Linked DNA regions of Homo sapiens: region 1 is linked to region 2. A link is a loop called in an ENCODE intact Hi-C map of the cell type or tissue named here. Cell type or tissue: Caco-2. All regions are shown on one strand. Links, peaks and the distances in the headings refer to the core of each region. The heading gives the core; the rest is flanking DNA. Region 1 overlaps HS6ST2 (heparan sulfate 6-O-sulfotransferase 2). Region 2 overlaps HS6ST2 (heparan sulfate 6-O-sulfotransferase 2).

Evidence for each region. Peaks named below come from ENCODE experiments on the same cell type or tissue, not always from the same donor. Only the 100,000 strongest peaks of a DNase experiment are listed, where the experiment ranks them.
Region 1: a loop joins it to region 2, with 5 times the contacts of the local background. A loop is called at or near these places in 2 of 110 quality-filtered maps.

What each region holds. Positions count from the first base shown.
Region 1 is chrX:132,870,765-132,887,076 of GRCh38, reverse strand. The region is part of intron 2 of HS6ST2 (heparan sulfate 6-O-sulfotransferase 2); the gene reads left to right. Among named protein-coding and RNA genes, the nearest start is that of HS6ST2, 80 kb to the left of the region's middle. RefSeq lists an enhancer at 10,523-11,055. In Caco-2, for the core only: no CTCF peak of the experiment used is centred there; DNase peaks (open chromatin) are centred at 8,706 and 10,416.
Region 2 is chrX:132,932,278-132,948,589 of GRCh38, reverse strand. All of the region lies in intron 2 of HS6ST2 (heparan sulfate 6-O-sulfotransferase 2), which reads left to right. Among named protein-coding and RNA genes, the nearest start is that of HS6ST2, 18 kb to the left of the region's middle. In Caco-2, for the core only: a CTCF peak has its summit at 7,770; a DNase peak (open chromatin) is centred at 7,649.

The DNA of each region.
Region 1 (16,312 bases), core at 3,817-11,816, 62 kb after region 2:
CTGCAACCTCTGTTCCCAGGTTCAAGCAATTCTCCTGCCTCAGCCTCCTGAGTAGCTGGGACTACAGGTGTGTGCCACTACGCTCAGCTAATTTTTGTATTTTTAGTAGAGACGGGGTTTCATCATGTTGGTCAGGCTGGTCTCAAACTCCTGACCTCAAGTGATCTGCCCTCCTTGGCCTCCCAAAGTGCTGGGATTACAGGCGTGAGCCACCATGCCTGGCCCTCTCAGCATTTTGAATGTTACTCCACTACCTACAGCCTCCATTGTTTCAGACAAAAAGAGCATTAATTGTATTGATGCTCTACTGTACATAAGAGGCTTTTTTCTGTTGTTTCTTTCTAGATTTTTCTATCCTGTCTTCTCTTTTTTGTTTTTGTCTACATCATTATCTTCCCCTTCCCTCCCCTCAGTCTCTCTCTTTGGGCTTTCAACATTTTGGCCATTATGTTCCTAGGTGTAGAATTTTTGTATTAATCCTACTTGGGATTCTTTGATCTTTTTGGTTGTAGGCTATTTATTTTTTAATCAAATTTGGGAAATTTTTAGCTATTATTTCTTCAAATTCTTTTACTCCCTTTTTGTCTTCTCTCCTAGAATTTTCATTAATCACATGATACTTGATGTTTCACAGGTCTCTGAGGCTGTTTATTTTTATTCAGTCCTTTTTCTTTTCTTCTTCAAATAAGATAATTTCTATAGATTTATCTTCCAGTTCACAAATTCTTTCTTCTGCCATCTTGAATCTGCTGATGGGGCTCTGTGGGAAAATTTTAATTTCTCTTTCTCCAATTTTCCAGTTCAGAATTTCCATTTAGTCTTTTGTAAAATAATTTTTCTGTCCTTACTGAGGATTTTAAAAATTTGTTATTTTTGTTGTCATACTTCAACTCTTTAAACGTGGGTTCCTTTAGTTCTGTGGTGAACATATTTATAAGAGGTCTTTTGAAGTTCTCATCCAGCAAGTCCAATATATGGGGACATCCAGAAACTTTATTGATTGCTTTGTTTTTCCTGAGCACATCTCACTTTTCTGTTTCTCTCTAATTTTTTGTTCAAAACTCACATTTTACATAATATATTGTAGCAACTATGGATTCTGGTGTTTTTCCTCTGATGGTTGGTGTTGTTGCTGTTTTTCTTTGTTTGTTTGTTTGTTTGGTAGTTTCTTTGTTTATTAACTTGCCTGATCTAAATATGTGAATTATGTCTCCCACATCGTGTGTAGCCCCCGATGTCTGTGCTCAGTTTTTAAATTCTTGTTTTTTATTTTTAAGCATGGCTTTCTATTGGTTCTTTTCTCTGTCTGTGTAGTTTAGTGTACAGAGGCTGTGACCAAACATCTTGTGCCATTAAGGCTACTATCTTCTGTTGGTGGGTCTGTGTTTGGTAGAGTTGCTCATTCAGGGTTTAAGCTATTTTCAAGTCTGCCCTGGCTATTACTTTCTACTGGGCCATCTTACATCATATGTGTTCTCTGTAAGTTTTAGTTGTTATGATTATTATGACTGTATATTCTTTCCTCTCAGCAGTTGTACCAAAGGCTTTTTTGCTCTCCAGTAGCTCTCCTTTCTAGCTTCTTCAATCTCAGCAGGTGACCCTCCTTCTTGCTTTCTGAAAAGATGTCGGCCACACAGTATAGAACCCATGACTTCCGATTTCATTTTTTTTATTGAGATATAATTTACCTAAGGTAAAATTCACCATTCAGAGTACACAGCTCTGTGTGACTGTTAGTATAATCACAAAGATGTACAACTACCATCACTGTCTGATTCCAGAATGTTTTCATCACCCAGAAATAAACCCTGTGCCCATTAGCAATCTCTTCTCATTTCTGTTTCCCACCAACTCCTGGATACCAGAAGTTGTAGCATGAATCATTGCTTCATTCCTTTTCATTGCTGAATAATAGTCCATTATAAGGGTAGATCATATTTGGTTTATCTGTTTATCACTTGATGGACATTGGATTGGTTCCACATTTTTTCTGTTGTGGATAATGCTGCTATGAACTTTTGCATACAAATTTTAGTGCAGACATCTTTTTGGTTCTCTTGGGTTTACACCTCCCCACTTTATATTTTATTTAATGTAAAGTATATATTATAATAATGTTGTTACTTACTTCTCATTGTTGAAGAATTACCTTCTACGCCATGAAGAATTCTTAAATTTTATTCCCACTCTCTATCACCACTTGCAGGACCTTGCTCCAACAATATCACTCCTCATCAGTATCTCTCTTCTTGCTCCCACAGTATCTCTCCTTACCAGTCATTTCATCTTCTCCTCTGAGTCCATGCTGTTAGTCTACAAACATGATCTGATATGTTTGATCCCAAGCCTTCAGTTACCTTTAACACTTCCCATCATTCTTCTTATCTAATTGGTTGCCAAATCTGGCCAATTTTATCTTCAAATTAATTTTGAAAATTATTTTGTACTCCTCTTCCACATTCCTACCAGTCAAATCACTCTCTATGCCCCAGATTAGACACAGTTACTCTTTTCTCTATAGCACTTTGTACTTTGTGATGGCACTTAGTGTCTTGTGGAATAGTCATTTTTGTTTTAGTTGTAATTTGTTAATTTCCTCCTGGCTGCAAGAATAATCTTTTATTCTTACTCATTCTTGCATCCCCAGAGCAGCCTAGCATTGGATCAGAGCAAAGGAGTAGCACTCAAAACATCATAACATCTGCAGATTGTGGTTTAATTTGGACTTTCAAATTTATTATTTCTCATGGTCTCTCTCCTTTCCATCCTTCATCTCTCTCCCTCCTTCTCTTACTACCATTGTATATAAAACTAATTTCTATTTATATGTATCTTGAATGGTGTAAGGTCAGAGATAACCAGTTTCACACATGTTTGTGTCTTTCCACAGTGTCAGACTTTTATTGATGCTATTTCAATCACAAAATCCATGAGCCACATGGAGTTCCCAAGGAGGCAATTCTCCTTCGTACTTCCCATTCACTCGGAAGTCAGAGCCATGCCACAGAGGCACAAGCCACTCCATAAGTCAGTCAATATTGCAAACCACACAAAACAGTACATTTCATCTATATATATATGTTACAGATTGAACATTCCACAACAAACAAATTAACATTTAACATCAAGAGAAAGAGGATAGGAAAAGGGGTTAATGAACCAGTCTAGGAAGACAGATATAGACAAAAAGAATGTCCTGGTCTGGACCAGCTGGTTTGTCAATTTTGCAAGGAAAAGTCTCATGTGGGCAGAGCCTTTGGTGGCAGATGCTGGGTGCTTATCACGAGTGAAAGCAAGACGGTGTCAGTTAAGACAGCCATTTGGAGCTGCTGAAGTCCTGCTCCTTTTATGGCCACAGAGTCCTCTGGTGAGGACTGATAGTGGAAAAGTATGCCTATGTCCTTATCTGGTTGGTTGCAGTCTTTATTTATTAAGCAAAACATCTTGACCCTCTTAAAAAAGTGCCCTATGAAATGTAAGATGGAGTCTTTTTCTAAGATGGAGTTACTTATGTTAAGGGCGCTCTGTACAATATATGCTTGACATATGTTAGGCACTCAATAAAAAGCTGTTGGTTAACGCAATAAAAAATGGTAAAGGAGATATCACCACCGATTCCACAGAAATACAAACTACCATCAGAGAATACTATAAACACCTCTACACAAATAAACCAAAAATCTAGAAGAAATGGATAAATTCTTGGACACATACACCCTCCCAAGACTAAACCAGGAAGAAGTTGAATCCCTGAATAGACCAATAACAGGCTCTGAAATTGAGGCAATAATTAATAGCCTACCAGCCAAAAAAAGTCCAGGACCAGACAGATTCACAGCTGAATTCTACCAGAGGTACAAGGAGGAGCTGGTACCATTCCTTCTGAAACTATTCCAATCAGTAGAAAAAGAGGGAATCCTCCCTAACTCATTTTATGAGGCCAACATCATCCTGATACCAAAGCCTGGCAGAGACACAACAAAAAAAAAGAGAATTTTAGACCAATATCCCTGATGAACATTGATGCAAAAATCCTCAATAAAATACTGGCAAACCGAATCCAGCAGCACATCAAAAAGCTTATCCACCATGATCAACTGGGCTTCATCCCTGGTATGCAAGGCTGGTTCAACATATGCAAATCAATGAACGTAATCCAGCATATAAACAGTCCCAAAGACAAAAACCACATGATTATCTCAGTAGATGCAGAAAAGGCCTTTGACAAAATTCAACAGCCCTTCATGCTAAAAACTCTCAATAAATTAGGTATTGATGGGATGTATCTCAAAATAATAAGAACTATTTATGACAATCCCACAGCCAATATCATACTGAATGGGCAAAAACTGGAAGCATTCCCTTTGAAAACTGACACAAGACAGGGATGCCCTCTCTCACCACTCCTATTCAACATAGTGTTGGAAGTTCTGGCCAGGGCAATCAGGCAGGAGAAGGAAATAAAGGGTATTCAATTAGGAAAAGAGGAAGTCAAATTGTCCCTGTTTGCAGATGACATGATTGTATATTTAGAAAACCCCATCGTCTCAGCCCAAAATGTCCTTAAGCTCATAAGCAACTTCAGCAAAGTCTCAGGATACAAAATCAATGTGCAAAAATCACAAGCATTCTTATACACCAATAACAGACAAACAGAGAGCCAAATCATGAGTGAACTCCCATTCACAATTGCTTCAAAGAGAATAAAATACCTAGGAACCCAACTTACAAGGGATGTGAAGGACCTCTTCAAGGAGAACTACAAACCACTGCTCAAGGAAATAAAAGAGGACACAAACAAATGGAAGAGCATTCTATGCTCATGGATAGGAAGAATCAATATTGTGAAAATGGCCATACTGCCCAAGGTAATTTACAGATTCAATGCCATCCCCATCAAGCTACCAATGACTTTCTTCACAGAATTGGAAAAAACTACTTTAAAGTTCATATGGAACCAAAAAAGAGCCTGCATCGCCAAGTCAATCCTAAGCCAAAAGAACAAGGCTGGAGGCATCACGCTACCTGACATCAAACTATACTACAAGGCTACAGTAACCAAAACAGCATGGTACTGGTACCAAAACAGAGATATAGACCAATGGAACAGAACAGGGCCCTCAGAAATAATACCACACATCTACAACCATCTGATCTTTGACAAACCTGACAAAAACCAGAAATGGGGAAGGGATTCCCTATTTAATAAATGCTGTTGGGAAAACTGGCTAGCCATATGTAGAAAGCTGAAACTGGATCCCTTCCTTACACCTTATACAAAAATTAATTCAAGATGGATTAAAGACATACATGTTAGACCTAAAACCATAAAAACCCTAGAAGAAAACCTAGACAATACCATTCAGGACATAAGCATGGGCAAGGACTTCATGACTAAAACACCAAAAGCAATGACAACAAAAGCCAAAATTGACAAATGGGATCTAATTAAACTCAAGAGCTTCTGCACAGCAAAAGAAACTACCATCAGAGTGAACAGGCAACCTACAGAATAGGAGAAAATTTTTGCAATCTACCCATCTGACAAAGGGCTAATATCCAGAATCTACAAAGAACTCAACAAATTTACAAGAAAAACAAACAACCCCATCAACAAGTAGGCAAAGTATATGAACAGACACTTCTCAAAAGAAGACATTTATGCAGCCAAAAAACACATGAAAAAATGCTCATCATCACTGGCCATCAGAGAAATGCAAATGAAAACCACAATGAGATACCATCTCACACCAGTTAGAATGGCGATCATTAAAAAGTCAGGAAACAACAGGTGCTGGAGAGGATGTGGAGAAATAGGAATACTTTTACACTGTTGGTGGGACTGTAAACTAGTTCAACCATTGTGGAAGACAGTGTGGCGAGTCCTCAGGGATCTAGAACTAGAAATACCATTTGACCCAGCCATCCCATTACTGGGTATATACCCAAAGGATTATAAATCGTGCTGCTATAAAGACACATGCACATGTATGTTTATTGTGGCACTATTCACAATAGCAAAGACTTGGAACCAACCCAAATGTCCAACAATGATAGACTGGATTAAGAAAATGTGGCACATACACACCATGGAATACTATGCAGCCATAAAAAATGATGAGTGCATGTCCTTTGTAGGGACATGGATGAAGCTGGAAACCATCATTCTCAGCAAACTATCGCAAGGACAGAAACCAAACACTGCATGTTCTCACTCATAGGTGGGAATTGAACAATGAGTACACTTGGACACAGGAAGAGGAACATCACACATGAGGGCCTGTTGTGGGGTGGGGGGAGGGGGGAGGGATAGCATTAGGAGATATACCTAATGTAAATGATGAGTTAATGGGTGCAGCACACCAACATGGCACATGTATACATATGTAACAAAGCTGCACGTTGTGCACATGTACCCTGGAACTTAAAGTATAGTAATAAAAAAAAAAAGAAAAAAAAAGTTGTTGGTTAAATAGTCTCTGCTAAATTTGCGACACATCTTCCCAGATAAGATTCTTCTCTCCGAACCTTTTTTTTTTTCCTTTTTTTTTTTACACAGAGTCTCACTCTGCCATCCAGGCTGGAGTGTAGTGGCTCGCTGCAACTTCTGCCTCCCAGGTTCAAGTGATTCTCCTGCCTCAGCCTCCCAAGTAGCTGGGACTACAGGTGCATGCCACCACGCCCAGCTAATTTTTGTATTTTTAGGAGAGACAGTGTTTCACCATGTTGACCAGGCTGGTCTCGAACTCCTGACCTCAGTTGATCCACCCACCTTGACCTCCCAAAGTGCTAGGATTACGGGCATGAGCCACCGCACCTGGCCTCTCTGAACTTTTTTACCAGTATTTATTTTAATTTTGGTTGGGGGCAGTAGAGAGATGCAGAAAAGGAAAGGAAGGCATGAAACTGCTTGAGAAATACATCAGTGAATAAAAGTTTTTTAACATTTGTGGTGTAATGACAAATCCTGGAGAAGTTTTAGTTCACACCTGGAGTATTCCAGCAGAAGTTGGATGCCAGCCGCTAGGCATTCATTCTGCAGAGGGGCTTCTCTGTTAGGTACAAGGTTGGGTTCAAGTACCTTCTGAAGTCTAGCTCAGTGTATTTTTTGGAGTGTAGTATACTAACAGGCAAGAACAAGAAGTGGAGGAGATGTGCCAGGGGAGGAATAGTGATGACGTTGTAGGTGCTCAGCTCCCAGATGATGGGAAAAGTGTTTCATGGCCTCACACATCTTTTGGGTTTTTTGTTGACTGTCTCCCCCATTACTCAATGAGCTGCTACAGCATAGGGAATGAATCTTCAACTTGTATTTCCAGTACCCAGAACAGAGGCTTGTACTAAGAAGGCATTCAATTGGTATGTAATGGATTAGAATAAGTTGAATTGAAGATTGAACTGAAGTCAAAATCTGATTTCTAAGGTTCCTTCTGGCCTGAAAATTCAGACTCCTCTGATTTCAACCATAACAGCCTGGCTAAGCCTCCTTGAGAGAAACCCTGTGCTTCCTTAGTTTAACCACCTCTTTGTGGTTGAATAGTATAGGTTTTCAATCAAGTCCTAGGAGGGTGTCAGTTTCTTGTTGTACTTACCAGGATGTGATAGGATTTCAAACAAGGCCCAAAAGAATGTATTTTCAGGAGTTGAGATGTAGCCACACTTTCTACATTTACAATGGCCTGAAATGGGTTACAGTTTAGAACAAGCTTTCTTCTTTATGATGCACAGGATTTCTATGATGGGTGGCTGTTAGGCAATGAGTGTGATGGGGGAGCATTTTCAATCTTAGCTCACCTTAGCACACCTTAGCACAGGACTCTAGTTACAGGGTCATAATTCCCCATGAGGTTAGCCCCTGTAGTATCAGCTACTTTGTATGTGATTTAAGCCAGTACTGATTATTCTCCTGCTTAGGGAGAAGCGGTAGAAGGCCCTTGGAACTGTGAGTTTTGCATTCCAACTTGCTAATTCAACATAGATCCTAATTCCTTAAATGCTTGTAATTAGAAATTCTCGTGAACTGTATTGGTTTTTGTCAAGCAATCTGTTTGGGGAACTTGACCAACTGGGGCACTGCTGGCTAGGGTGAAATTTATTTAATTTGTTTTTATGACATTCTTCATCTTGGAAATGGGGTTTTCAAATATTGCTTTCCCAGGCATCATTACTTATTTGCTGGTTTTTATTTCAGGATTGGGACTAGCTCAGGGTGCCAGGGAAGCGTTTTGTGGTGCTCTATATTAGAGTCGTAATATCCAAGAAAATTGTCTGATTGTATGTGGTATCTTGGATGTGGTACCTTATGACAAATGTTCCACATTTTGACAATATGATAGGTTTATGATTATTTATATTCCAAATGATCTTACTTTTTAAAAGTAATATTTTGTGCAGTCTTTGCAATTCTGTTTTCCTTTCTATTGTTATTTAGAAGCTATTCATTGGCGTTTGGCATCATTCACCATCTTTGAGCATTAAAAAGAAAAAGAAAAAAGCAAGTACACTCTGTGTAGCATAGAATCTCTGTTCACTTTAGAATTCACATTGAACATGAGCTGATCCAATTGCTACAGCCTTGGCAGTGATAGAGGCAGGAGACAGCCAAATCCCTAGGCAGATAGGGAAAGGTCCCCGGAGAATCTCCGACCTGCCCCACAAGTGTTGACACCAGATGTTTTGTGCAGATAAGGGAACCTGCACAGGGGGCTTGCCTGGGCATGCCCACAGCATACTGGAGGCCCACTGGGGGAATGGGATGGAGCCACTAGGAGTTCACACCTTATGCAGGGGTGGAGCCTGGCCTCATCAGTTCTTGTGTGGTGGCCCTGGTATTCAATTGTGAGGGGGAAACCTGCTTGGAGGACCCCTCTCCTTACTGAGAGCTTTCTTTTCACTTAATAAATTCTGCCCTCTTCACCCTTTAATGTGTCTGCATGCCTAATTCTTCCTAGTCATGAGACGAGAACCTGGATTTAACTGAGCCAGGGAGCAGAAACTCCTGCATCAGTAGCAATTTTACAACTGTTTATTAAGGAATACATCTTGCCCGAGGAGGTTTTATATTGTATCCCTCAAATGGCTATTTTCCCCTCCTCCGTTTAAATATTTTTACTCAAGTGGTTTCCTTCTTTTGGAATGCCAGTCAACTCCATCTCCTACTTGATTTCCAAGACCGTCTCCTCCAAGATGCCTCTCCTGTCTCCCCTTTCCATACAATAGAATTTATGGGTTTATCACTGTTAGTACCAAGGGCTTCATCATCTGCTCTCTTATGTTCCCTGCTTGTCAAGGTGTAGCTTATTGTAGGGTTCAATGAGCTGCTAGCCACTGTCCCATTTGACTAGCAGATGCTTGAGAAAAGCAAGTACACAGTTTGGATTCGATCCTACAGTGTCTTACATAGTTCTTGGCACCTGCATGTTTGCTCTAGGAACAACCTTCCTTATTATACCGAGCTGATCCTTTTGGGCAGCATTCATTGAGTCAAATGGCCTGTGTGAAACGGGGTCTGACCCTAAGTGGACAGAGCTGAGAGGTTAGAGCTGAAGGACTCAAGCCCCAGACTTGCTACAGATTAGTAGGGTGACTTCCAGTTACTTCAGTTTTCTGAGTGTAGTTTCCTCATTTTAAGCTTTGTAAATATTAATATCTGGCATACATAATTTGAAAAAATGCTGTAAGGATTAGAAGAACGAATATACGTGCAAACCTTTAAGAAATTATAAGTGCAAACACACGTAGTACATTTCCATTTTTAGAGCTTCATTTTTTTCTTATCTGTAAAATAGACATGTAAATGCCTACCTTTCTTATTGGGTTATTGTGAGGATTAAGTAGAATAACATATGTGGAAGTGCTTAGCAAATAGGAGGTGTTTAATAAATGTTGCCTGGATATGAATTCCCCTCTCGGGACTGTCCTGATGTGAGGCTTTTCCAGCCCTTGGGGGATGTGCATTTAAATCAGGCTGCTTGTACCTTGGATTAGGCAACTTAAAAAAAGTGTAGCCTTGTTAGTTCCAACTTCTCAGCTATAAAATGCAGAGTAATTAAATTTGCTAGTAAATGTTTCCAGGCCTTTGAATGGCAGCCAATAAAAAGGACTAAATATTATTCTTTTAGAATTCATGTCCTTGATGTAGAGGAAATATCATATTTACTTACACATACTCCTGCCTTGGCTTTTTAGAAGAAAACTAAGAAAAATGTTTTCCCCTCTACATTTCCCACTTGAAGGTGTTATCTGTATTGAAACAGCAATGACAGCTGCCAGCAAAGGAGTGTGATTTTTCTTTGCCAAGGTAAACCAAGGGTTAACATCAAGGAGTGTTGGGGCCCCTGCTGGTGGGCTGGAACCAGAGCTAATTCCTTAGCAGTCACTCACTCTTCTGCCTCTTCAGCTGTCTCTCACCCCCCTCCCACCATAAAGGAGTGGGTGTTCCTTCAGGACTGTGCACTCGCCTCCCTCCCTCTATCCCTCTTTTTCCCACCCACACATACTTCCCAGAACCTCTCCACCCTGTGGCTGATTTATCTTTCCTGGGACCAAAGGCAATAAAGCCTCAAAACTAAAACTTGCAAGGAAAGACAATCCTAATGGTAAACACCTAACCCGCAATGCTGATTACTTGAAAATAAGCTGTTATTCTGTCTCCAGATCACAAATAGCCTCACTTAAAGCTCTACCCCTGAAAGAACTACTGAAAGATTCAGGAAGGTCAGGAGATCCAGATTCCAATTAACTTAGCACCTGATGCCTGTGTAACTCTGGATGGGTCTCAGTTCTCTAGTAGTTGAGGACTGGTATCTCAAAGGTTAATGAAATTTGCCTAAGGTGAAGGTAGATTAAGCCTTCCATTCTCACACAAATTGCCCATCTTCCAATCCCCTTTGTACCTTGACATTTTCAACACAAAGGGGTTGGGGTGCTCAGAGGATTACACAAGCAAGCACATATTTGTCACAGCACCTGATTATAGACCTGCATTTTGGAAGAGAGGTATTTCAGGATCTTCTCATTACTGAAGCCTCTCATTGTAGGACCATGGTCATTTTTAAATCTCCCACATTGAAATGACCAGTTGGCAAAAACCTTCAATTACAAAATCTCTTCCAAAGAGGCTGAGTTTTTTTTTTTTCTTGGATCACTTCACATCCTTTTGAATACCCTGAGGCAGTATTTTTATGGGCTAACAGCAAACAGAGTGTCGTGTAGAACCAAGTGTGTCCCTTCACTTTCTCCACCCCCTGCAAAGTTTGTGATCTTCAAAGCATGCTGGATTTTAAAATAAAACATCTACTTCTAGTCCAAGCCTTTGGCTGTAGACTTTGGGCTTAAGTGTGTTTTTCCACAGAGGTGTTACATCCCCATTTCTATCAGCTAAGGAAAATGAATTCATTCAAGGTCTCCCCTGCCATTCATCGAGGCTCCCCAAGAGGAGCTTTCCAGAAAGATCTGTGCCAATTGTAAACTTACAAGATCCTCAGCCCATAACAAAATGCCCAGACACCTTGGCTCTGCTGACACAGGCTGAGAGAGATAAAGGAAACAGCTGGCTGAGGTCCTGACTTTTTTTTCACATTTTTTTCACTTTTTTTTTCACAAAGGCCCGCTAGCCTTTGCAGACTGGGGACTTTAAGATTGTTCACTACCCATCCAGCAGGGCTGGGCATACAGATACCAAAGCTCCATCTCCAGAGACGTGAACTCTAACCAAGGATCCTCAAACCACTTAAATCATGAACCTGAACCTTGAAATGAAGCAAACATTACATTTAAACTCCCATGTTTAAAATCAGTTTGCCCTTTTCGCTCACTCTTTACTCTGGGGGATGCATAAACACCTTGGGTGCCTGCTGTGACAATCAAGTTGGCAATACATGCCACCTGCTGGAACCATAGTCTCCAATCTGAACTCCTTCCCCAGCTACCTGTTTCCTGTCACAGGCCTTGGCATTCCCTGTAGCTTCATTGCTTACCTCATAGAATCATGCTTCTCATTAGAGAGTATTCAACAGCTTCTTGTCACTGGGGGGTGCACTTCATTTCCTCTACTCTTGGACTTCTGCTCTACTTGGACTTCATACTCTTGGCTGTCTCTGAGGTAGAGGCAGAGAGAACATCCCTGACTCTCTGCTGCCCATTTTCTGCCATGGGCCGCCCCCCCCTTCCAGAGGAGGAGGTGTTGGGGAACCTCTCCCACATGGCAGAACAACCACTCAAGTCTGGGGAGGTCTTTGGCAGTCATCTTGGGCCAGATGTTGTGCTAGACCAAGACTGAGCTGGGATTTGGGTTTTCTATTCTCACATAGCCAGTTGGAAAGGGTGGAAACACATGTGGGGGTCCCAAGGAACCATGAGAGACTTCTCATCATTACTGCGGAGTTTGACTATGATCTGGCATCCTGGGCTGTTGTGTGGAGGTCTCTATCATGACCGACCTCTTTGGCTTCTCTTGTGCCCTAAGGAAGGTGTTTTTTTTGCTAGTTTTGTTTTATGTTTTTAGACTGAGTCTTGCTCTTTTGCCAGGCTGGAGTGCAGTGGCATGATCTCCACTCACTGCAACCTCGGCCTCCCGGGTTCAAGCAATTCTCCTGCCTCAGCCTCCTGAGTAGCTGGGACTACAGGTGTGTGCCACCACACCCAGCTAATTTTCGTATTTTTAGTAGAGACGGGGTTTCACCATGTTGGCCAGGATGGCCTCAATCTCTTGACCTCGTGATCCGCCTGCCTCAGCCTCCCAAAGTGCTGAGATTACAGGAGTGAGCCACCATGCCCAGCCGGAAGGTGTTTTAAAATTGAAACAAAGTTGCATAGTTGGTTGTGTTAATTGATTCAAAATCTTTCTTTTTTGCAGGGGCAGCTCTAGGCCAAATTCTTCTTGCAAGTTTTTATGGATCACATGTTTGTCTAAAGTACACACAGATCATTCCCAAGGCCAGAGCAGGAATGCTCTGGAAGTGCCCTCTCTGATCTAGGGCAAGCCTGTAGTTTCAGGGTTATCGATAGACCTCGCGGAGGGCAGTGTACAAGGCCTCTGGCTGCATGAAGAGAAATCTGGTGTGTGGGACTGCTCTCAGAAGCAGAGAGGTGTAGAAGGCTGTCAAATGCATAAAGACAATGTCTCTTCACTTGGAGGACAATTTGTCTGCCAAGGGGACGGTGAGATTTGGCTTCATCTCTTAAGAACCTGCATTGAGGGCTGCTCACAATTTCACCCGAGGTCCAGGGCAATTCTCTCCTCTCCAGATCCCATATCTAGTGCTTGTTGCTGCTCATTCAGTATATGGATACTTCTATTCTTAACAAGTTCATAAGTTTGTTTAACCGATGACTGCTCATGTCTTTAAAGCCATTCATTCATTCATCCATTCATTCTCTCCCTCCCTTGTCAATCAACAAATGTGTTTTGAAATTAAGTCTATGCTGGAATTTAGTGATTAATAAGACCCAGATCCACCAAACTATGAGCTTCCTAAGAGCAGGGAGTGCATATTTCATTTATGCATACACAGTGCTGGGCATATGATTTCCATAAATATGAATGGATGCTTCAGGCAAATGCACTTTAATGAAGTTTGCCACAGAGGCATCTAATTCTCAAACCAAATGCTGGTATTTTAATATCTTTTCATAACCAGAGGTCTGAGGGCATGGGAAAATTGCTGGGAAGGAGGGCTCTGGAATAACATGATATTAAGATAGATGCATGAGTGATGACCCAAAGCTTCTTGTTGTCACCCATAGAATAACTTAGTTTCCTGTCTTCCCTGGAAGAAATGTAAGAGGATGTGTGGGGCTAGAAAGAGCAACAAGCTTATATCACCCATATAGTAGAAAAGGAGTGAGTGGAGCATCGAGCCTGATCCTGTGCATTTACAGTAGCAGTAATAGAGTAAAACAGAGCAATTAGTGCCTCATGTAGACTTGGCATTGAGCACCCCATCGCAAAATAGCCATGTTACATATTTCAGTGTTTACCAGTGACAACGTTTTCCTCTTCTTTATGATTTTTGGTTCCTGAGATGTTTAACTGGCCTTAATGCAGTTTTGAGAGATTGCAGGAAGTGATGGGCTGGGTTGGGAATGGCTGGGCATTCAAGTGATTTAGCCATGGGACTCAGCAGTGCATTGCTTTTACTCCTGAAGGACTCTTGGAAGAAAGCTCTGGGCCTCTGCAGAGCTTTGATCAGCTTGTTCAGAAAGAGAGCGTTTTATCGATTTTATCATGGTTACCTTTTTTTATTGTTAAAAGTGTCTATGTTGTAAGGCCTCTTTGTGTGATAAAATTCTGAAATGATCTCACATTGATTTATTTTTTCCTGCTTTCAAAACACAGCAATCTTGGTAGTTTCTTAGTATCCCAAAGGGATAAGGAGTCAGCTTCTCAATAAACCTTTTCTGGTTATGAACACTGTATGTATTAAATAATAAGCAAGCCTTACAGAGTTTATATGATCACATTAAGGGATCTGTTAAATTCCAAGAGTTATTGTTATGTGTGCAAAATACTACAGAAGCACTTGATTTTGTTCCAGAAGCACTCTGCTGGGAATGAGTGCATATTGGTTCTAGTGACTCTGCCAGTAATTAGCTGTGACCTTTGGTAAGTCACTTCTCCTCCATTCCCTCTTGCATCCTGATCTGTAAAACGAGGAGTCTCTTAGTCCCTTCTAAGTCCCTCACCAGCTTTAACATTCTGAGGCTTAAAAAAGCTCATAGGAGACAGGCTGTTCTTTGCAATATTTTCCATACAGGTAGTATAAACAAGTGGAGAGGTAATTGAAAGACTGACTTTCAAAATCTAGTACAAGGACCTTATTTATATGGGATTTTAAACTGATATCTTGAGTCGGACTATGAATGACTACGACTATCAATCAGTTATCTGCACCAATAAAGGACAACCGATGTGAATCATTTGGAGATCTTCCTACTCCCAGTAGATGCAGGTTTCGTGCCCCAGAATAATACTGGAATGTGCTCATGTCTTTAGCACATACCAACTAATCTTGGTGAGAAGTGACCCCCTAAAAAGGTGTTGGAAGGCAAGGGAACACAGTGGCTAGAGCTTAACACATTTGTTGGAAAGAAGAGCATTTTTACACTGCTGACAATATGAGGACTATTTGTTTTCTTATTTTATTATTATACTTTTAAGTATTAAGATACATGTGCGGAACGTTCAGGTTTGTTACATATGTATACACATGCCATGGTGGTTTGCTGCACTTATCAACCCGTCATCTACATTAGATATTTCTCCTAATAATATCCCTCCCCTAGCCCCTCACTCCCCCAACAGGCCCCCGTGAGTTATGTTCCCCTCCCTGAGTCCATGAGTTCTCATTGTTCACCTCCCATTTATGAGTGAGAATATGTGGTGTTTGGTTTTCTGTTCCTGTGTTAGTTCGCTGAGAATGATGGTTTCCAACTTCATCCATGTCCCTGCAAAGAACATGAAATCATCCTTTTTCTGGCTGCATAGTATTCCATGGTGTATATGTGCCACATTTTCTTTATCCAGTCTGTCATTGATGGGCATTTGGGTTGGTTCCAAAACTTTGCTATTGTGAACAGTGCTGCAATAAACATACGTGTGCATGTGTCTTTATAGTAGAATGATTTATTACCCTTTGGGTATATACCCAGTAATGGGATTGCTGGGTCAAATGGTATTTCTGGTTCTAGATCCTTGAGGAATTGCCACACTGTCTTCCACAATGGTTGAACTAATTTACACTCCCACCAACAGTGCAGTGTAAAAGCATTCCTATTTCTCCACATCCTCTCCAGCATCTGTTGTTTCCTGACGTTTTAATGATCACCATTCTAACTGGGCATGAGATAGTATCTCGTTGTGGTTTTGATTTGCATTTCTCTAATGACCACTGATGATGAGCTTTTTTTCATATGTTTGTTGGCCACATAAATGTCTTCTTTGGAGAAGTGTTTGTTCATATCCTTCACCCACTTTTTGATGGGGTTGTTTGTTTTTTTCTTGTAAATTTAAGTTCCTTGTAGATTCTGGATATTGGCCCTTTGTCAGATGGGTAGATTGCAAAAATTTTCTCCCAATCTGTAGGTTGCCTGTAGGTTGCCTGTTCACTCTGATGATAGTTTTTTTTTTGCTGTGCACAGCTGTTTAGTTTAATTAGATTCCGTTTGTCCATTTTGGCTTTTGTTGCAGTTGCTTTCGGTCTTTTAGTCATGAAGTCTTTGCCCATGCCAATGCCTGAATGGTATTGCCTAGGTTTTCTTCTAGGGATTTTATGGTTTTAGGTCTTATGTTTAAGTCTTTAATCCATCTTGA
Region 2 (16,312 bases), core at 3,664-11,663:
CTCTAAAAACTGTGCTGAAGACTTTGACACATTTCAGAGCATTACACTAAATAAATCTGTCTTGCACATTCCACTGTGCTTTTTCTGGAATATTATAAATATTCAAATATAGGCACACACGCCGATTCAAAATACAATTTAATACATGCAAATTGTGCATAAATTCCATATTTATAACTTGGCAATAGTTTCGAACTTGTTATCCTATGATATAAATGTATCAAATAGGAGCTCATGGGAATTATCAATAAATGTATTTTTCTGATTAAACTGTGGGCTCTTTTTCAGTCACAATTTAAGCTTCAATTCTGAGTTATATTATAAGAGAATAATTTGCACTTCATTTACTCTGAATTGTCAAGAATCTTGTTCTTCCCCAATGTAAGTGTCTGCAAAGAGGACTTCTTATTCAGTTTGATTGCTTTTTAAATTTTACTAGTGGAGATGCCCTAGTGAGTCTGAGAGAATTGGTCTGTTTCTTATGAAGAGTTTAGTTCTAATGAGTTGCTTCCATGCACTGTTCTGTGCGAATACAGAGCAATTGAAATGTGCGGTGTATTGATTTACCTCAAATGGATTAGGCCTGTGTGCACCATTCCTTGCATTAATTGACTTTCTCCCATAACTGTACTAATAACTGCAAATCTTCAGTATAGTATTAGCTTCAATTTACTCATAAAGATCCTTGGGTTTTTGCTAACTTACTACAGGAGAGTCAATGCAAGCAAGAGTATTTAGAAATTGACTAGGGGGACCAAGTTACATCATACAACCCAGAAATACTTTTAAAGGGCTCTTTGATCATGGCAGCCAACTCTTCAGTTATTACAATAAATAGGAGTTGACTAAACTCACCAGTTAAGACCTAGATTATCACAATGGATGAAAATAAAAAATCCAGCTATATGCTGTGTATAAGAGACAAAGGTAAAACATAAGAACATAAAGCACACAAAAAGGATTGGAATAGGTACACTATGCAAACACTAGCCAGAAGTAAACTGATGTGGCTATGTTGATATCAGACAAAACAGACTTTAAGGTAGAACCATTATTGGGCATAAACAGATCACTGTGTAATGATTAACAGTTCAGTTTTTTTTTCAGATAACAATTCTAAACTTGCATATGCTTAATACCATAAGTTTGAAACGTATAAAGCAAAAGTTGGCAGAGCTAAAAGCAGAAATTATAAAATCTGATTTTTTTTCAGAAATTGATAGGTAAAATGAACAAAAAATGAATAAGGATACAGAGGATTTGAACAACATGATTAACAAACTCAATATAATGGGTATATATATATACACACACACATATACATATACATCTAAAATACACACATACACACACATACACGCACACACACACACATATATATATATAAAATCTGCACCCAATTGGAAGAATACACACACAAGTGCATATGAAACACTTTTGAAAATAGACCATATACTGAGCCCTAAAATTACTCTTGAAAAACTTCAGTGAATGAATTATCTTGTAGACCATACTATCTGATCATATGCAGTGCTTAGACATTGGGTGTTGTGTTAAACCTGAGTGCGTGTGAAGGAACGTTAGTAGTTTGCTATATTTGTAAGTATTACCAATCCTTCACCGACCACATAACATTTCTTAATTGACATACAAAAGTGAAGAACTCCAAGACTTAGGTAGTTTGACCCAGGTAACTTGGCCTTATTTTCCAAGAAGATCTATTACTATTTTGGGGTACCTATTGAGACAGGTCCTGTGCAAGGAGCATATTATATATTTTCTCATTTAATTCTCACGACAACCCTCTGAGGTAGATTTTTTAATATATACTTTAAGTTCTAGGGTACATGTGCACAACGTGCAGGTTTATTACATATGTATACATGTGCCATGTTGGTGTGCTGCACCCATTAACTCATCATTTACATTAGGTACATCTCCTAATGCTATCCCTCCCGCCTCCCCTCACCCCATGACAGGCCCCAGTGTGTGATGTTCCCCACCCTGTGTCCAAGTGTTGTCATTGTTCAATTCCCACCTATGAATGAGAACATGCGGTGTTTGGTTTTCTGTCCTTGGGATAGTTTGCTGAGAATGATGGTTTCCAGCTTCATCCATGTTCCTACAAAGGACATGAACTCATCCTTTTTATGGCTGCATAGTATTCCATGGCATATATGTGCCAAATTTTCTTAGTCCAGTCTATCAATGATGGACATTTGGGTTGGTTCCAAGACTTTGCTATTGTGAATAGTGTCACAATAAATGTGTGCATGTGTCTTTATAGCAGCATGATTTATAATCCTTTGGGTATATACCCAGTAATGGGATGGCTGGGTCAAACGGTATTTCTAGTTCTAGATCCTTGAGGAATCACCACACTGTCTTCCACAATGGTTGAACTAGTTTACAGACCCACCAACAGTGTAAAAGTGTTCCTATTTCTCCACATCCTCTCCAACACCTGTTGTTTCCTGAAATTTTAATGATCGCCATTCTAACTGGTGTGAGATGGTATCTCATTGTGGTTTTGATTTGCATTTCTCTGAAGGCCAGTGACGATGAGCATTTTTTCATTTCTTTTTTAATTATTACACTTTAAGTGCTAGGGTACATGTGCACAACGTGCAGGTTTGTTACATATGTATACATGTGCCATGTTGGTGTGCTGCACCCATTAACTCATCATTTACATTAGGTATATCTCCTAATGCTATCCCTCCCCCCTCCCCCCACCCCACAACAATCCCCAGTGTGTGATGCCCCCCTTCCTGTGTCCAAGTGTTCTTGTTGTTCAATTACCACCTATGAGTGATGTGATGTTTGGTTTTTTGTCCTTGGGATACTTTGCTGAGAATGATGGTTTCCAGCTTCATCCATGTCCCTGCAAAGGACATGAACTCATCATTTTTTATGGCTGCATAGTATTCCATGGTGTATATGTGCCACATTTTCTTAATCCAGTCTGTCATCATTGGACATTTGGGTTGGTTCCAGGTCTTTGCTATTGTGACTAATGCCGCAATAAATATATGTGTGCATGTGTCTTTATGGCAGCATGATTTATAATCCTTTGGGTATATACCCAGTAATGGGATGGCTGCGTCAAATGGTATTTCTAGTTCTAGATCCCTGAGGAATCGCCACACTGACTTCCACAATGGTTGAACCAGTTTACAGTCCCAGCAACAGTGTAAAAGTGTTCCTGTTTCTCCACATCCTCTCCAGCACCTGTTGTTTCTTGACTTTTTAATGATCGCCATTCTAACTGGTGTGAGATGGTATCTCATTGTGGTTTTGATTTGCATTTCTCTGATGGCCAGTGATGATGAGCATTTTTTCATGTGTCTTTTGGCTGCATAAATGTCTTCTTTTAAGAAGTGCCTGTTCATATCCTTTGCCCACTTGTTGATGGGTTTGTTTGTTTTTTTCTTGTAAATCTGTTTGAGTTCTTTGTAGATTCTGGATATTAGCCCTTTGTCAGATGGCTAGATTGCAAAAATTTTCCCCCATTCTGTAGGTTGCCTGTTCACTCTGATGGTAGTTTCTTTTGCTGTGCAGACGCTCTTGAGTTTAATTAGATATCATTTGTGAATTTTGGCTTTTGTTGTCATTGCTTTTGGTGTTTTAGACATGAAGTCCTTGCCCATGCCTATGTCCTGAATGGTATTGCCTAGGCTTTCTTCTAGGGTTTTTATGGTTTTAGGTCTAACATTTAAGTCTTTAATCCATCTTGAATTAATTTTTGTATAAGGTGTAAGGAAGGGATCCAGTTTCAGCTTTCTACATATGGCTAGCCAGTTTTCCCAGCACCATTTATTAAATAGGGAATCCTTTCCCCATTTCTTGTTTTTGTCAGGTTTGTCAAAGATCAGATGGTTGTAGATGTGTGGTATTATTTCTGAGGGCTCTGTTCTGTTCCATTGGTCTATATCTCTGTTTTGGCAGCAGTACCATGCTGTTTTGGTTACTGTAGCCTTGTAGTATAGTTTGAAGTCAGGTAGCGTGATGCCTCCAGCTTTGTTCTTTTGGCTTAGGATTGACTTGGCAATGTGAGCTCTTTTTTGGTTCCATATGAACTTTAAAGTAGTTTTTTCCAATTCTGTGAAGAAAGTCATTGGTAGCTTGATGGGGATGGCATTGAATCTATAAATTACCTTGGGCAGTACGGCCGTTTTCACAATATTGATTCTTCCTATCCATGAGCATGGAATGTTCTTCCATTTGTTTGTGTCCTCTTGTTTCATCGAGCAGTGGTTTGTAGTTCTCCTTGAAGAGGTCCTTCACTTCCCTTGTAAGTTGGATTCCTAGGTATTTTATTCTCTTTGAGGCAGTTGTGAATGGGAGTTCACTCATGATTTGGCTCTCTGTATGTTATTGGTGTATAAGAATGCTTGTGATTTTTGCACATTGATTTTGTATCCTGAGACTTTGCTGAAGTTGCTTATCAGCTTAAGGAGGTTTTGGGCTGAGACGATGGGGTTTTCTAGATATATAGTCATGTCATCTGCAAACAGGGACAATTTGACTTCCTCTTTTCCCAATTGAATACCCTTTATTTCCTTCTCCTGCCTGATTGCCCTGGCCAGAACTTCCAACACTATGTTGAATAGGAGTGGTGAGAGAGGGCATCCCTGTCTTGTGCCAGTTTTCAAAGGGAATGCTTCCAGTTTTTGCCCATTCAGTATGATTTTGGCTGTGGGTTTGTCATAAATAGCTGTTATTATTTTGAGATACGTCCCATCAATACCTAATTTATTGAGAGTTTTTAGCATGAAGGGCTATTGAATTTTGTCAAAGGCCTTTTCTGCATCTATTGAGATAATCATGTGGTTTTTGTCTTTGGTTCTGTTTATATGCTGGATTACATTTATTGATTTGTGTATGTTGAACCAGCCTTGCATCCCAGGGATGAAGCCCACTTGATCATGGTGGATAAGCTTTTTGATGTGCTGCTGGATTCGGTTTGCCAGTATTTTATTGAGGATTTTTGCATCAATGTTCATCATGGATATTGGTCTAAATTTCGCTTTTTTTGTGTGTCTCTGCCAGGCTTTGGTATCAGGATGATGCTGGCCTCATAAAATGAGTTAGGGAGGATTCCCTCTTTTTCTATTGATTGGAATAGTTTCAGAAGGAATGGTACCAGCTCCTCTTTGTACGTCTGAGGTAGATGTTTTAAAACCCCATTTAAAGATGAGAAAACAGAACTGGACAAGATACATAACCTCCTAAATCTTCACAGCTACACAGTATTGGAGCTGGCATTTAAAATCAACTGGGATATTTGGCCTGTCTGGTATATTTTAATGTCTACTAAATTCTCAGACAAATCTCCAAAAACCTTTTTCTTTTCTGTGGCTAAGTCTATACAAGCTAAGTGGAATGGAGACCTGAAGTAACTATCTGGAGATACCAAGATCCAACATATTAGCTTGTTTTTAAAAAAACACCTTTTAAAAATTTAATAAAAGTCACTCTTTCAAGGTGAACTCTGCAGCTCTTTTTTCCCGTCTTAAAGATTTAGATGCCGAAGTTATTTCAAATACTTTTTACATTGAAGATTTACACATAAGTATGATGTTTTAATGGAAATGAAAAAAGGCGCTAGAGAAAAGATTCAGGTTTTCTTTTTTCAAATAAGAAAAATGAGGACCTTAACTGTATTTTAATTTCTACCCCCTTGTAGACTGCATTTTTGGTACATACACTATGCAAAATTTGTAAGAGGCCAAAGAATCTTGCTCCTTTTAGAATGTTGGCATTTGTCTCATTAGCAGTTAGTTGCATTGCTTTGACCAATTGTGACCTGTTTCTATAAATGACCATTGCTTTTTGCTGCATTTGGTAAGTGTAGACACAGCCTTTGGAGGGTAATATAAATGAGTTCAGGCAGGGCATCTCTTGTAATCTGGGAACAGAGGAGCCAGTGAAATAAAGATGCTTTCTTTCAAAAACCAAGGGAGGAGTCCTAGATGAAATGAATCCTGAAGGCTATTCTTATTTTGGGGGCTCATCATGAAGATAATAAGAATCCATTTTGTTGCTGAAATAACCAAATAAGAGTGGCACATTCCCATAGGAGTGACCATTCTCTTCCTTTTGGAAGGGGCAGCTTTAGAAAAGTGCCATTATGCAAAGCTGAAGGCCATAAAAAAGTGCCATTAAAGAGAATGCAAATTAGCATGGGCCTACCAGCCTGGCAGGCATTATTAATGTTGGAGGTAAAGAAATTAGGTTGAAGGTATGGAAGAACCATAAAAAAACAACCAGAGGCCAGTGTGACATTGGGCTGATGGCCACTTAAGCTGATGCCTCATGGCTGAGACTTTGCTAAGTGGAAGATTAACTGACAAAACAGCTTGAAGGTTGACGAACTATTTGAGCTCATTGCCAGATACTCTAGAGGCAAAAATACTTATTTTTGTGATTTTTTTTTCTGAAAGTGGCACAGTATGTTCTAAGAGTATAATAGGCCAGCTCCAGAGCATTAAAGCAATGTTGAAATGAAGCATATTGGTGTGAATGATGCATAGTAGGCTATTTATGAAAAATTACTTCAATAAAAAACTTCATGAACATGTAAACATGATTTTATGTATAAACACACTATAAGATTTATGAAAGATAATCATACTAATATGAGAATATGAAGCTGAAGCAAGGTATTTTTTAAAAATTACATTGTTGAACAAAATGGTCTGAATATTTCTGCTTTTAGGTAAGGATCTATGCTTTGCAGCTGCCTCCTTCAGTTTGTTTTTATGACTTAAGCAAATAAAAAAAAAAGAGATCATTTTAGCATTAGTATAGCATTCTACAATCTTCTGGAAGCTTTTATATTTATCGCCATATGGGTGTACATTAAATCTGCATCTCCCTCTCGTTTATATGTTTATGAAGTTATAAAGATATACACATGCGCACACAAAATAATTAAGCAAGTGATGTGTGTTTGACAACGATTGGTGACTTAATGCCAATTAGAGGGTGTTAAAAAAGAACACTTGCTTTCTTAATCCAATTGTTCCCATGCTTTTTGGTTTATGCACTTAAGGAGAGAACCCATTTAAAGTGCCAGAATTTGCATACATGCAGCTTTGACTGAGCCTTCTATTTAATCCAGTGGTCTTAAAAAATTATTAGTGAGGGTTTTAGAGACCTACATGTCATGAGATCCATTAGGACGAGACTGAAAGTACACTTTTTGGCTGCCTCCTTTATGGGAAGGGGTGTGCTTTTGATATGGGGAGAGCTAAAGGTATGTGGATCAGCTGGACTGTTTAATGCAGCCAGATTAGCTCAGCTCATCTCAGTTAGAGCATCTTGTGTTGCAGCCACCTTGCCTAATGCCATTATGGGAAAGTGGCTCATAATTTTCCAGAGTTCAGCTGAATGCTAAGTGAAAGGCTACATACAGTGTTCGTATGTATGAAAGTTAGCAGTTGCATTGACGAACTCTTCTGTTTTAAAAATTCTGGTTGGACTGGAATGGGCAGGATTGTGATATTCCCCTTTCAATGTCATGTTTGTTTTGCTTTAAATCATGGTGATGTAACCATTATTCATTGTAGGAAGATTATGGCTTCAGTGTCCAAGGACTGGGTGCGGGGTTTCAGGTTGTGACCTTTGGCTGAGAATGCCTTCTCTAGAGAATGTCACAGAGGTCAGATTTCTATGCTGACTGCAAACAAACCTGCGACCACAAAATTCAGCTCTTCTGATTTGCTAGGATCTGACTCCAGGATGCAGTACTTTCTGGTTAACAGAGGGGGCTCTTGTATGCAGTAAACCTCCCAAGATGGAGAGATGTGGTATCAGCTATTTTCATTATAGCCATCTTAGGAGTGTGAAGTTGTATCTCATTGTGGTATTGATTTGCATTTTTCTGATGGCTAATGATGTTAAACATTTTTTCATGTGCCTATTGCCCATTTGAGTATCTTCTCTGGAGAAATATCTATACAGGTTGTTTGACATTCTTAATTGTGTTATTTCTTTTTCTTTTTAATATTAATTGGTTTTTTTTAAACATATTCTAGGTTCAAGTCTCTTATAAGATATACGCTTTGCAAACATTTTACCCCCATTCAGTGGTTGTTGCTTCACTTTCTTGAAGGTACCCATTGAAGCAGGAAAGTTTTAAATTTTGGTGAAGTCCAATTTAATTTTTTTCTTTGTCACTTCTGAAGGCTTTGCCTAGTGTTCACAAAAATTTACTCCTATATCTGCTTTTAAGAGTTTTATAGTTTAACCTTTTACAGTAAGGTCAATGATCTATTTCAGGTTAATTTTTGTGCATATTGTGAAAAAGGAGACACACCCATAAGATTGGTATAACTTTATCCTTTTTTATTTAGGTAATATTTGTCCCAGAATCCTTTGTTGAAGACTGTTTTTCTTTATTCATTTTCCTTGGTACCATTATACAAAACCGGTTGATCATAAATGTTTGGATTTATTTCTGGATTCTATTTTACTTGTCTATAAAGCTATCTTTAATCAAGTGACACACAGTCTTGACTACTGTTGCTTTGTAGCTAGTTTTGAAAGCAGGAAGTGCGAATCTTTTATTTATTTTTTCTTTCTCTAGATTGTTTTGGCTATTCTTGGCACCTTGAATTTCATTGTGAATTTTAGCATCAGCTTATCAATATCCACAAAGAAGCCGGCTGGGATTTTTTTAGGGATTGTATTAAATCTGTAGATCAATTTTGGGGAGTATTGCCATATGGACAATATTGTTTTTCAATTCAAAAACATGGGCTATTTTTCCATTTGTTTAGGTCTTCTTTAAATTCTTTCAGTGCTAATTTTGAAGCCTTTAGATTGTAAGTTTTGAATTTATTTTGTTAAATTTATTTAAAAGTATTTTACTCTTTTGATATTATTGTAAATTGAATTTTTTTCATTTTTGGATTGTTCATTGCTACTATATAAAAAGATAGTTTTTTTTGTTTGTTTGTTTTGCAACGGAGTCTCTGTCGGCCAGGCTGGAGTGCGGTGGTGCAATCTCGGCTCACTGCAACCTCTGCCCCCCATGTTCAAGCAATTCTCCTGCCTCAGCCTCCTGAGTAGCTGGGATTACAGGTGCACGCCACCATGCCCGGCTAATTTTTGTATTTTTAGTAGAGATGGGGTTTCACCATGTTGGCCAGTCTGGTCTCAAACTCCTGACCTCAAGTCATCTGCCCGCCTTGGCCTCCCAGAGTGCTGGGATTACAGGCATGAGCCACTGTGCCCGGCCAGTTAATTTTTAAATATTGATCTTGTATGCTGCAGCCTTGCTGAATTCATTTTTAAGTTCTAATAGTTTTTCAGAGTATCCCTCAAGATTTTCTGTATACAAATGATAGAGTTTGGATGTGTGTTCCCCACAATCTCATGTTGAAATGTAATCCCTAATGTTGGAGGTGGGGCCTGGTGGGAGGTGTTTGGATTATGGGAGCAGATCTCTCATGAAAGGCTCAGTGCCCTCCCTGTGATAATGAGGTCACATGACATCTGTTTGCTTAAAAGAGTCTAGCACTTCCACCTCTCTCTCTTGCTCCCTCTCTTGCCATGTGACACACTGGCTTCCCTTCACCTTCCACCATGATTCTAAGCTTCCTGAGGCCCTTGCCAGAAGCAGAAGCCAACACTATGCTAGCTGTACAGCCTGCAGAACTGTAAGCCAGATAAACTTCTTTTTTATGTTACCCAGTCTCAGACATTCCTTTATAGCAACACAAATGGACTAATACAACATGCTTATGCTATCTGTAAATAGACACTTTAATTTCTTACTATTCAGTGTTGATGAATTTTATTTCCTTTTCCTGCCTTACTTCCTTGGCTAAAATCTCCAGTAAAATGTGAACTGGAAGTGGCTATAATGAACTTCTTTATCTTGTTTTTGATCTCAGGGGAAAGCATTCAGTCTTTCATTATTATTATTATTATTATTATTTGAGACAAGGTCTCACTGTCATTCAGGTTGGGATGCAGTGGCATGATCACAGCTCACTGCACCCTCAACCTCCTGGGGCTTGAGGAAACCTCCCACCTCAGCCTTCCAAGTAGGAAGAACTATAGGCAAGGATCACTATGCCTGACTAATTTTTAAATTCTGTGTAGAGATGGGGTCTTGCTATGTTGCCCAGGCTGGTCTTGGACTCCTGGGCTCAAGTGGTGTACTGCCTCAGTCTCCCAAAGTGTTGGGATAACAGGTGTGAGCCACTGTTCTCTGCCCAGTCTATCACTATTAAATATGTGAGCTCTAGGTGTCTTTTATCAGATTGAGGAAGTTCTCTTATTCCTAGTTTGATGAGTGTTTCTTTAAAAAAAAAACAATGAATGGATATTGGATTTTGTCATGATTATTCTGCATCTCTTGAGATAATTGTGTTTTTTTCTCTTTATTTTTTATTTATTTGTTTTTTTTTTTTTGAGACAGGGTTTCCCTTTGTTGCCCAGGGTGGAGTGCAGTGGCATGATCATGGCTCACTGAAGCTTCAACTTCCTGGGCTCAAGCAATCCCCCCACCTCAGCCTCTTGAATAGCTGGGACTACAGGTGTGCATCACTATTCCCAGATAATTTTATTTTTTATTGTAGAGATGGGGTCTCACTATGTTGTCCAGGCTGGTCTCAAACTCCTGCGCTCAGGAGGTCCTCCTGCCTTGGCCTCCTACATGCTGGGATTACAGGTGTGAGTCACCACACCCTACCTCTTTATTCTATTGATATAGTGTTTTACATTAATTTACTCACAGGTAGTAAGCCAACCTCGCATTCTCTTGACAAATCCTACTTAGTCATGGTGCATAATCTTTTTTTATATATTGCTGGATTGCTTAGATTTTCTTCTAGTATTTTCATAGTTTCAGGTCTTAGGTTTAAGTCTTTAATCTTGAGTTGATTTTTGCACATGATGAGGGCTAAGGGTCCAGTTTTATTCTTCTGCATGTGGCTATCAAATTTTCCCAGCACAAGTTATTGAAGAGGGTGCCCTTTTCCCAATATATATTCTTAGTGCCTTTGTTGAAAATCAGTTAGATGTAAATACACAGATTTTTTTTCTGGGTTCTCTACTCTGTTCCATTGGTCTATGTATCTGTTTTTACAGCAATGTCATGTTGTTGTGGTTACTATAACTTTCTAGTATAATTTGAAGTCATGTAGTGTCTTGCCTCCAGCGTTGTCCTTTTTGCTCAGTATTGCTTCGGCTGTTCAGGGTCTTCTGTAGTTTCATACAAATTTCAGAATTTGTTTTTTCTATTTCTATGAAGAATGTTATTGGTATTTTGACAGGGATTGCATTGAATCTGTAGATTGCTTTGGGTAGTGTGGACATTTTAACAATATTAATTCTTTCAATCTATGAGCATGTGATGTCTTTCCTTTTTTGTGTCTTCTTCAATTTCTTCAGAGTTTTATTGTTTTTATTTTACTTCCTTGATTAAATTTATTCCTTGTTATTTTATTTTTTTGTAGCTGCTATAAATGGAATTACTTTCTTGATTTCCTTTTCAGCTAGTTTGTTAATGGTGTATCAAAACACTGTTGACTTTTGTATGTTGATTTTTGTGTCCTGCAACTTTACTAAATTCATTAAATAGTTCTAAGATATTTTTGATGGAGTTTTTAGGGTTTTCTATATATAAGACAATGTCATCTGCAAACAGAGACAATTTGACTTTCTCTTTTTCAATTTGGATGCATTTTCTTTCTTTTTTTTTTTTCTTTCTCAACTTTTATTTTAGGTTCAAGTGTACATGCGCAGGTTTGTTAGATGGGTAAATTGCATGTCACTGGGGTTTGGTGTACAAATGATTTCATGACCCAGGTAGTGGGCATAGTATCTGACAAGTAGTTTTTCAACCCTCATCCTCCTCCCAGTCTCCACCCTCAAGTAGGCCCTGGTTTCTATTGTTCCTCTCTTTGTATCTAAGTGTACTCAGTGTTTAGCTCTCACTTATAAGTAAGGACATGCAATATTTGGTTTTCTGTTCCTGTGTTAATTTGCTTAGAATAAATGGCCTCCAGCTGTATCTATATTCATAGGAGACATTGGTCTATAGTTTTCCTGTGATGTCTTTGTCTGAATTTGGTATTAGAGTAACACTAGTCTCACAGAATGTGTTGAGAGATATTTTCTCCTTTTCTATTTTTTTAAAGAGTTTGTGAAAGCTTGGTGTTAATTCTTTTTAAATTTTTGGTGTAATTCACTAGAGAAACATATGGGCCTGGGCTTTTCTCTGTGGTAAGTTAAAATTATTTATTTGATCACTTTACTTTTTATAGTTCAATTGAGTTTTTTATTTCTTTGTGAGTTAATTTCAGTAGTTTATTGTCTTTCTGGTAACTTGTGTGTTCTTTCCAAGTTATCCAGTTTATTGGCATGCAGCTGTTCATAGCATTACCTTATAATTCAATTTATTGTTAAAGGATAGTATTAATGTCCCCTCTTTCATTCCTGATTTTAATAATTGAGTCTTTTCTCTTTTTGTTCAGTATAAGTTCTGTTTATCAATTTTGTTGATCTCTTCAAAGAATCCATTTTTGTTTTCATGGAATTTATTATTCTTTTTCAACTCTCAATTCCCTAGAATCTATAATATTTCTTTTCTTCTGCTTGCTTTATGTTTAGTGTGTTCTTCCCTTTTCAGTATCTTATGATATAAAGTTATATTAGTGATTTGAAAATTTTCAAATTATAGTTGTAAATGCCTATATTTTCAAAAAGAAAATATTTCAAATCGCTTCATCCCATAAGCTTTGATATGTTTTGTTTCATCCCATAGGTTTTGGTATGTTTGGTTTCATTTTCATTTGTATCAAACAATTTTCTGATTTCCTTTGTGATTTTTTCCTTGACTTATTGGTTATTTTGCAGTGTGATGTTTAATTTTTCACGTTTGTCAATTTCCCAAATTTCCTTCTGTAAATGATTTATAATTTCATTCCACTGTGATTGGAGAACATACATTGTATGATTCAACTATTTTAAATATATTGAGACTTCATGACCAGTCTGGGCAACATGGCGAAACTCTATTTCTACCAAAAATACAAAAAATTAGCTGACTGTGGTGGTGCACACCTGCAGTCCCAGCTACTCTGGAGGCTGAGGTGGGAGGATCACTTGAGTCCTGGGAGGTGGAGGTTGCAGTGAGCTGAGATTGTGCCACTGCACTGAAGCCTAGGTGACAGAGTAAGACCCTAGCTGGAAAAAAAAATATGTTGAGACACATCTTGTGGCCTAACATATGCTCTATCCTGGAGAATGTCTGTGTGCATCTGAGAAGACTATTTTGCTGTTGGTGGTGGAGTGTTCTATAGATGTTGCTAAAACTTGGTAGTTTATTGTGCTGTTTAGACTTCTATTTCTCCATTGATCTTTTTCTAGTTGTTCCACCATTATTTAAATTGGGATAATGAAGTCTCCAATTATTATTATTGAATTATCTGTTTTTCCCTTTGGTCCTGTCAGTTTTTACTTCATGTGTTTTAGGGATCTGTTGTTAGCTGCATATATATTTATAATTGTTTTGTTTTCTTGATGCATTGTTTCTTTATCATTATAAAACTTCTTTCTTTAGTAATTTTGTAATATTTATTTTCTCTGATATTAGTATAGCCATTCCATATTTCTTGTGGTTCTTGTTTCCATGATATCTTTTCTCTTCTTTTTCCTCTCCAATGATTTCTATCTTTTTCTATCTATAATGTGTGTTTCTTGTAGACAGCAAATAGCTGGATCTTGTTTGGTTTTTATTTCATTCTGGCAGTCTGTGCCTTTTGATTGGATTGTTTCATCCATCTACATTTAACAATATTAATGATATAGCTTGATCCATCTTATTTTGATTTTCCATATATCTCATGTCTTTTTTGTTCCCCTATTGCTCCTGTACTGCTTTGTCTTATATTAAGTTAATGCTTTCCAGTGTAACATTTTAATTCCCTTAATGATTTTCTACTGTATTTTGTTGTTATTTTCTCAATGTATTCTCTAGGGCTTAATCTATGTATATTAAATTATCAGAATCTACTTCATATTTATAGTAACTTAATTACAATAAGCTCTTTAAGTGTTTTCCTAGATAGCTCTGTTTCTTCTTCTCTCTTTTTGTGCTGTTATTGTTATAAATTTTACATCTATACATGTTACAAACTCAGCAGCACATTGTTATAATTATTACTTAATGAAATTTTATGTCTTCTAAAGAAGGTAAGAGAAGTGAGAGAACAAGTATATTTATTGAGTTTCTTATAAACCACCTTATGTACCATTACTGGTTCTGTTTGTTTGTTTCTGTGCATTTAAGTTACCATTTTGTATTTCCTCACTCCAGTACAGCCTTGCTCCAACACATTTCTTTTGGTTTGTTATTGTCATATGTTAAATGTATATATTTTATGGTCCCAACAATACAATTATATACCTATTTTTTTATTGCTTTTCAAAGTTTGTTATGAGAAAAGGGGAGTAAATATGCATTTATACTGTATTTTGTTATTATTACATTATTATTTTATTATTACATTATTATCTTCAAATGAGCTGATTTTTTCTTTCATGTGGACTTGAATTACCACCTGGTCCCACTTGCTTTCAGCCGGAGAATTTTTCTTTATTATTTCTTGTAATGCAGGACTGTTAGCATGAGATTGTCTCATGCTAACATGAGATACTTTGTTTTCTGTGAATGTCTTTATATTGCTTTCGGTTTTGAAAATACTTTTGCTGGATATACAATTCTTAATTATTGGTTTCTTTTCCTAAGCATGTTGAATGCCATCCCACTGCCTTTGTCCTCTATTGTGTCTGATGAGAAGTTAGCTGTCAGTGTTATTGAGGTTCCTCTGTGTGATGGGTCACTTTTCTCTTACTGCTTTTAAGAATTTCTCTTTCTCTTTTTAACATTTTTAGTATGGTATGTCTGTGTTAGGATCTCTTTTTGGTTATCCTACTTGCAGTTCATTGAGCTACTTGCACGTGTAGATTAATTTTTCTTCCAGCTTAGAGAAAGTATTAGCCATTAAGATTTTTTTTTCTTTTCTGTTTCTTTCTCTTTCTGGTACTCTTCCATTAGGTGTATTCTGGTGTGCTTTTTGGTGTCCCATATTTCTCTGAGGTTCTGTCCATTTTTATACCTTCTTTCTCTCTCTGTTTTCAGATTGCGTAATGTCTACTGAAATATCTTCAAGGTTGCTGATTATTTATCCTGCCAGCTCAAATTGTCTGCGGAAGCCTTGTAGTAATTTTTTTTTAAATTGAGACAGAATCTCGCTCTGTCACCCAGGCTGGAGTGCACTGGTGCGATCTCGGCTCACTGCAACCTCCGTCTCCTGGGTTCAAGCAGTTCTCCCACCTCAGCCTCCCGAATAGCTGGGATTACAGACGCATGCCACCATGCCTGGCCAATTTTTGTATTTTTAGTAGAGAGGGGGTTTCACCATGTTGGCCAGGCTGGTCTCCATACTCCTGGCCTCAAGTGATCTGCCTACCTAGGCCCCCCAAAGTACTGGGATTACAGGTGTGAGCCACTGCACCCAGCCCTTGCAGTAAATTTGTAATTTCAATTATTCTTTTCAATTTCAGAGTGTTCATTAGTTTCATTTTTATAATGTCTATATTATATAACATAGACATTATATTATAGAAAATATATATAGAAAAATATATTATATATAAATATATATTATAGAATATAGAATATATATAGAATAGAATATATATTCTATTCTAAATACAGAAATATATAGAAAAATATTATATATTATATAATATAGACATAATATCCTTTTATGGATATTATATATTTAATGAGACATTGTCATTATACCTTCCTTTACTTCTTTAAGTATGGTTTTCATTAGTTTCAACACTATTTCTAAAGGCTACTTTGAATTCTTTGTTAAGTCTGACATCTGGGCTCTGTCACAGATAGATCCCATTGCTTGCCTTTTTCTCTTGTGTATGGGTCACGCCTTTCTACGTCTTTTCGTGTCTCATAATATTTTGTTGGAAACTGGACCTTTTGAAACTCTGGATAATGATTCTCCTCCACCTTCACTGGGTTGTGTATTTGTTGCTGTTTGCTTATTTATTCTGGGACTTGTCTGAACTATTTTACTAAAACCTATTTCTCCCCTGTGTGAATCCTTTGATGTCAGAGGGCTGTCTTGGGCATGTGCAGAGTCACAGTGGGATAACAGTTTTAGCAGGGATTTCTTTGGGTCTTTCCCTGATATTTCTGTTAAACAGTCTGTCTCTGTTGTTATCATGTCTATCTGTTGGACTCCACTAATTGTTGGGTGATTGC